2 separate regions of the Homo sapiens genome follow, and region 2 is linked to region 1. Evidence: read pairs that join two places in POLR2A ChIA-PET (ENCODE). Cell type or tissue: A673. All regions are shown on one strand. Each heading gives the region's core, and the rest is flanking DNA. Links, peaks and the distances in the headings are about the cores only. Region 1 overlaps SLC25A33 (solute carrier family 25 member 33). Region 2 overlaps LZIC (leucine zipper and CTNNBIP1 domain containing).

Evidence for each region. ChIA-PET counts read pairs that join two places held together with the same protein. Peaks named below come from ENCODE experiments on the same cell type or tissue, not always from the same donor. Only the 100,000 strongest peaks of a DNase experiment are listed, where the experiment ranks them.
Region 2: POLR2A ChIA-PET joins it to region 1 with 8 read pairs; 3 of 35 experiments call an interaction of 5 or more read pairs at or near these places.

The regions. Positions count from the first base shown.
Region 1 is chr1:9,560,004-9,562,915 of GRCh38, forward strand. All of the region lies in intron 2 of SLC25A33 (solute carrier family 25 member 33), which reads left to right. Among named protein-coding and RNA genes, the nearest start is that of SLC25A33, 22 kb to the left of the region's middle. In A673, for the core only: no CTCF peak of the experiment used is centred there; a DNase peak (open chromatin) is centred at 1,668; H3K4me3 peaks cover 1,175 bases; H3K27ac peaks cover 2,187 bases.
Region 2 is chr1:9,923,741-9,926,652 of GRCh38, forward strand. It overlaps LZIC (leucine zipper and CTNNBIP1 domain containing), which reads right to left. Exons shown (of 8, transcript NM_032368.5): 8 at 2,553-2,912. Among named protein-coding and RNA genes, the nearest start is that of CTNNBIP1, 15 kb to the left of the region's middle. In A673, for the core only: no CTCF peak of the experiment used is centred there; no DNase peak of the experiment used is centred there.

The sequences.
Region 1 (2,912 bases), core at 154-2,653:
CACTTTGGGAGGCCAAGGCAGGTGGATCACCTTAGGTCAGGAGTTAGAGACCAACCTGGCCAACATGGCGAAACCTCGTCTCTACTAAAAATACAAAAACCAGCCGGACATGGCAGCACGTGCCTGTAATCCCAGCTTCTCGGGAGGGTGAGGCAAGAGAATCACTTGAACCTGGGAGGCGGAGGTTGCAGTGAGCCGAGATCACGCCACTGCCTTCCAGCCTGGGCAGCAGAGCGAGACTCCATCTCAAAAAAAAAAAAAAGAGAAAAGAAAAAAAACCCATGCAAATAACATGGTCATTCGTTTAAAAGTTGTCTGCTTGTGGCCGAGGCGGGCGGATCACGAGGTCAGGAGATAGAGACTATCCTGGCTAACACGGTGAAACCCTATCTCTACTAAAAATACAAAAAATTAGCCAGGTGTGGCGGTGGGCGCCTGTAATCCCGGCTACTCGGGAGGTTGAGGCAGGAGAATGGCATGAACCCCGGAGGCGGAGGTTGCAGTGAGCCGAGATCGTGCCACTGCACTCCTGTCTGGGTAACAGAGCAAGACTCCATCTCAAAAAAAAAGTTGTCTGCTTATTAATAGTCTTACTCATTTGGGGAATACTACTTTAAAAGACTTGTCAGAGAACAGAATTTGTTTATAGAAAGTTTATTTTCAAAATTCAGAGAAAAAAATATTCTCTATTCTGTTAAAGAAAAGTATTCTGTTAAAGAAAAAAATTCTCTATTGAAGAACCTATCTCGAACCTATCTTTTTTTTTTTAATAGTTACTTAAAAAGCAAAAAGGCAATATGTTAACAGATTCAGGTATCTGCTATTAAATGTGCCAGAGTAATAAATAGTATATGTATTTCAGGTATTTGCTTTTAAAAAAAATAAAAATCTTCTGGCTTAATATTTTCCAGCAAAGTTCTTACTATTTAAACTGCTGAGACACATTCTTTTTTTTTTTTTTTTTGAGGCAGAGTCTTGCTCTGTCGCCCAGGCTGGAGTGCAGTGGCACCATCTCTGCTCACTGCAACCTCTGTCTCCCGGATTCAAGCGATTCTCCTGCCTCAGCCTCCTGAGTAGCTGGGACCCGTCACCACGCCCGGCTAATTTTTTTTGTATTTTTAGTAGAGACGGGGTTTCAGCGGTATTAGCCAGGATGGACTCCATCTCCTGGCCTTGTGATCCGCCCGCTTCGGCCTCCCAAAGTGCTGGGATTACAGGCGTGAGCCACCGCGCGCAGCCCTCTTTTTGTTTTTTCAAGTGCCTTTTTCATTGAAAAGTAACGTGTTAGTGATCTCCTATCTTATCTTTTAGGAACCACAGTGTTCAGATGAGACATTTGTCTTGGATTAGTCTGTGCTATGCATATTATGATATAAAACAGTGAAGAGAATAAAATGCTCCAAACAAGACCCTGATTTTTTTTTTCCATTTTTTTCCTAAATGAAAGTTTGTGACTGTGGGAAAATGAGTCTGGATCCTTCTGGGCTTGATTTTGCAGCTGAAATGTACCATTTATAGTAGGATCTTAATTGTTCCAGAAAAGTTTTGTAAACATCAAGCTAGGTTAGAAGTTTGGATTATGTAACAGATTTGGCTTTTTGCCAACTGTTATTATGTGTAACTATGGAGACCGCCTTTCTTAAGTTCTTAACAGGCCTGAGTCACTTGAGGACACGAGTTCCCTACTGCATTATGGATGAGCGGCTTCAAGCTTCCTGGAGCCAGAGATTCCCTTAATTGTGTTTAAATGACTCCTGAAGCTGAACAGGGTACATTAATGGGGACCACAGAGAGGATCTAAACTTTACACAATTTCTTGATACACTTAGCGTTTGAAAATCTTGATTATGTGCTATATTATAAAGTATAGGCCACTTCAGGGTGTTACTTGAGAGAGGTTTTAGTTCAGACAGCTCGATCGTTTAAAAGAGCAATACTGCTTGAACCCTTAAAAGAGCAATACTGTTTGAACCCGGGAGGTGGAGGTTGCAGTGAGCCGAGATCATGCCACTGCACTCGCCTGGCGACAGAGCAAGACTCCGTCTCAAAAAAAAAAAAAAAGGGGCAATATTCGTGTTTCACGCCTGCAATCCCAGCACTTTGGGAGGCTGAGGTGGGCGGATCACCTGAAGTCAGGAGTTCAAGACCAGCCTGGCCAACATGGTGAAACCCCATCTCTACTAAAAATACAAAAATTAGCCAGGTATGGTGGTGTACACCTGTAATCCCAGCTATCCAGGAGGCTGAGGAAGGAGAATCACTTGAGCCTGGGAGGCGGAGGCTGCAGTGAGCCGAGATGCAGCCACTGCACTCCAGCCTGGCTGACAGAGCAAGACTCCATCTCAAAAAAAAAAAAAAAAAAATTAGCAGGACGTGGTGGCTGTTGTCTATAATCTCATCTACTCAGGAGGCTGAGGCAGCAGAATTGCTTGAACCCAGGAGGCAGAGGTTGTATGGGATCACTTAAAAGGGCCTGGGCTTAACACCTGTCAGTAAGGAAAATGATTTGATTAGAAAATAAGACTACTGTCTCTGCATAATATTTTTATGTAATTGAATTATATAAATGGGCCAGGCACAGTGGCTCATGCCTGTAATCTCAACACTTTGGGAGGCCGAGGTGGGCAGATCACTTGAGGTAGGGAGTTCGAAACCAACCTGACCAACATGGAGAAACCCTGTCTCTACTAAAAATACAAAATTAGCTGGGCGTAGTGGCGGGTGCCTGTAATCCCAGCTACTTGGAGACTGAGGCAGGAGAATCACTTGAACCTGGGAGGCAGAGGTTGTGGTGAGCCAAGATCGCGCCATTGCACTCCAGCCTGGGCAACAAGAGCAAAAACTCCGTTTCAAAAAAAAAAAAAAAATTATATAAATTGAACTAAGGTCTGACTTACTACTTTTTAAAATAA
Region 2 (2,912 bases), core at 224-2,723, 360 kb after region 1:
TGCTTTTATTTATATTTATATATATTTTTTGAGACAGAGTCTTGCTCTGTCACCCAGGCTGGAGTGTAATGGCACAATCTTGGCTCACTGCGACCTCTGCCTCCCAGGTTCAAGCGATTCTCCCGCCTCAGCCTCCCGAGTAGCCGGGATTACAGGCATGAGCCACCACGCCCGGCTAATTTTTGTATTTTTGTAGAGATGGGGTTTCACCATGTTGGCCAGGCTGGTCTCAAACTGCTGACTTCAGGTGATCCACCCACCTCAGCCTCCCAAAGTGCTGGGATTACAGGTGCCTGCCACCATGCCCAGCTAATTTTTTGTATTTTTAGTAGACCCGGGGTTCCCCCATCTTGGCCAGGCTGGTCTCGAACTCCTGATCTCGTGATCCACCCGCCTCGGCCTCCCAAAGTGCTGGGATTACAGGCATGAGCCACTGTGCCCAGCCAATAGTTGTTTTTCATTGTTGGGTCAACTTAAAACACAACTTTCTCACTGTAAAACAAACCTCTACAGGGATGCCGCTATATATCTAAATGTATTAACAATAAAACACTTAATTGTCTTATTTGGGGAAAAAAAAGGCTCTATCCAATATCCATATTATTTTATTTTATTTATTTATTTATTTTTTTGAGACGGAGTCTTGCTCTGTCACCCAGGCTGGAGTGCAGTGGCGCGATCTCAGCTCACTGCAACCTCCGCCTCCCGGGTTCAAGCGATTCTCCTGCCTCAGCCTCCCAAATAGCTGGGACTACAGGCGCATGCCACCATGCCCAGCTAATTTTTTGTATTTTTACTAGAGATGGGGTTTCACCGTGTTAGCCAGGATAGTCTCCATCTCCTGACCTTGTGATCCGCCCACCTCCACCTCCCAAAGTACTGGGATTATAGGCGTGAACCACCGTGCCCGGCCTAATTTTTGTGTTTTTTTGTAGAGATGGCATTCCGCCACATTGCTCAGGCTGGCTCTGTTTTCAATCTGGCCTGGTTAATGAGTATTGAAGGAATAATGTTGGGGAAAAAACAACAACAACAAAATTAAGCTCCTTTAGTAGTAAAGAATAGCCTCGTGTAATATGACAATTTAGTAGTGACCAAAAAACAGTACCTGACCTGCTACGATGTTTTACAGGAAATAGACAAGGTAGCAGAAACTCTCAAACCAAGTCATAACTGTAACACAGCTCAGCAGGAGGTTTTGCAGGGGGGGCTTCAAAATTCAGTTACAGTCGCCAGAGGCTGAGGCAGAGGATCTGTGGCTGATGTATCATCTTAGAAATAACCCTTACCACCGGGCGCAGTGGCTCACGCCTGTAACCCCAGCACTTTGGGAGGCCGAGGTGGGCAGATCACCTGAGGTCGGGACTTTGAGACCAGCCTGGCCAACATGCAGAAACCCCATCTCTACTAAAAATACAAAAAAAAAAAAAAAAAAATTAGCTGGACATGGTGGCGCATGCCTGTAATCCCAGCTACTCAGGAGGCTGAGGCAGGAGAATTGCTTGAACCCTGCGGCAAGCCGAGATCGGGCCATTGCACTCCAGCCTGGGCAACAAGAACGAAACTCCGTCTCAAAAACAAACAAGCAAACAAACAAAAAACCCTTACCAGCATTATCTTCACTCTAAAAAACAAACACACAGAAAAACTTGATGGCTCTCCTTGACTTCTTTTATAATAAATGATATTTTTGCTGGTTTATTTTTAATTGTATTCAACTGCCTGAGGCTGTAAGCAATAAGCAGTGTGATTTTCTGGTAGAAAAATAACCAAGCATTTAGGAAGCTTCCAGTTGACAGCCTCAGACCTCTCAACTTTGCTGAAGCTCTTCAACAGTATCGACTTTCCATTGTGAACTCTTTTTTTTTGAGACAGAGTCTCCTCTGTCGCCCAGGCTGGAATGCAGTGACAAGATCTTGGCTCACTACAACCTCTGCCTCCCAGGTTCAAGTGATTCTCCTGCCTCAGCCTCCTGAGTAGCTGGGATTACAGGCACACGCCACCACACCTGGATAACTTTTGTATCTTTAGTAGAGACAGGGTTTCACCATATTGGCCAGGCTGGTCTTGAACTCCTGACCTTGTGATCTGCCCACCTTGGCCTACCAAAGTGCTGGGATTACAGGCATGAGCCACCACTCATGCCTTTTTTTTTTTTTTTTTTTTTTTTTGAGATGGAGTCTTGCTCTGTTGCCCAGGCTGGAGTGCAGTTGTGCAATCTCGGCTCACTGCAAGCTCCGCCTCCCGGGTTCACGCCATTCTCCTGCCTCAGCCTCCTGAGTAGCTGGGACTACAGGCGCCCGCCACCACGCCCAGCTAATTTTTTGTATTTTCAGTAGAGACAAGGTTTCACCATGTTAGCCAGGATGGTCTCGATCTTATGATCTGCCCGCCTCCGCCTCCCAAAGTGCTGGGATTACAGGTGTGAGCCACGGCGCCCTGCCGACAGTTTTAATTTACATACTAATGCTGGAAAACATTTTGGAAGGCAAAGAAGAACATTCACTGGTCTTAGCAATAAATAGAATAAAAAAGAAAAACGTGGACAGAAAGGTGGTTGAAAGGCTCTAGGCAAAATGGTCTGGGTTTATTTTTTTCTATAGTAATTTCAGATTATCCATCATTCACTGTAATAAGATACCATTTCAGTGGTGGAGTTGCATAGTCTTTTATTTTTCTAAAGATGACCATTCCATGTTTAATGTCTTCAGAGAAGATCTAAAAATCAAAGTTAACAACCCATTTGTCCCAACTCTAACTCTTCCTGGGAACAATTCCTCATTCTGTTACTTGATTTCTTCCTTTACCACCCACATAAAATATGTCTTACTGCTCACAAGATCAAAAGAAAACAGAACAAAACATTGAAACATCAGAATTGTTTAAAACACTAGATTTCATTCAATGGTCCG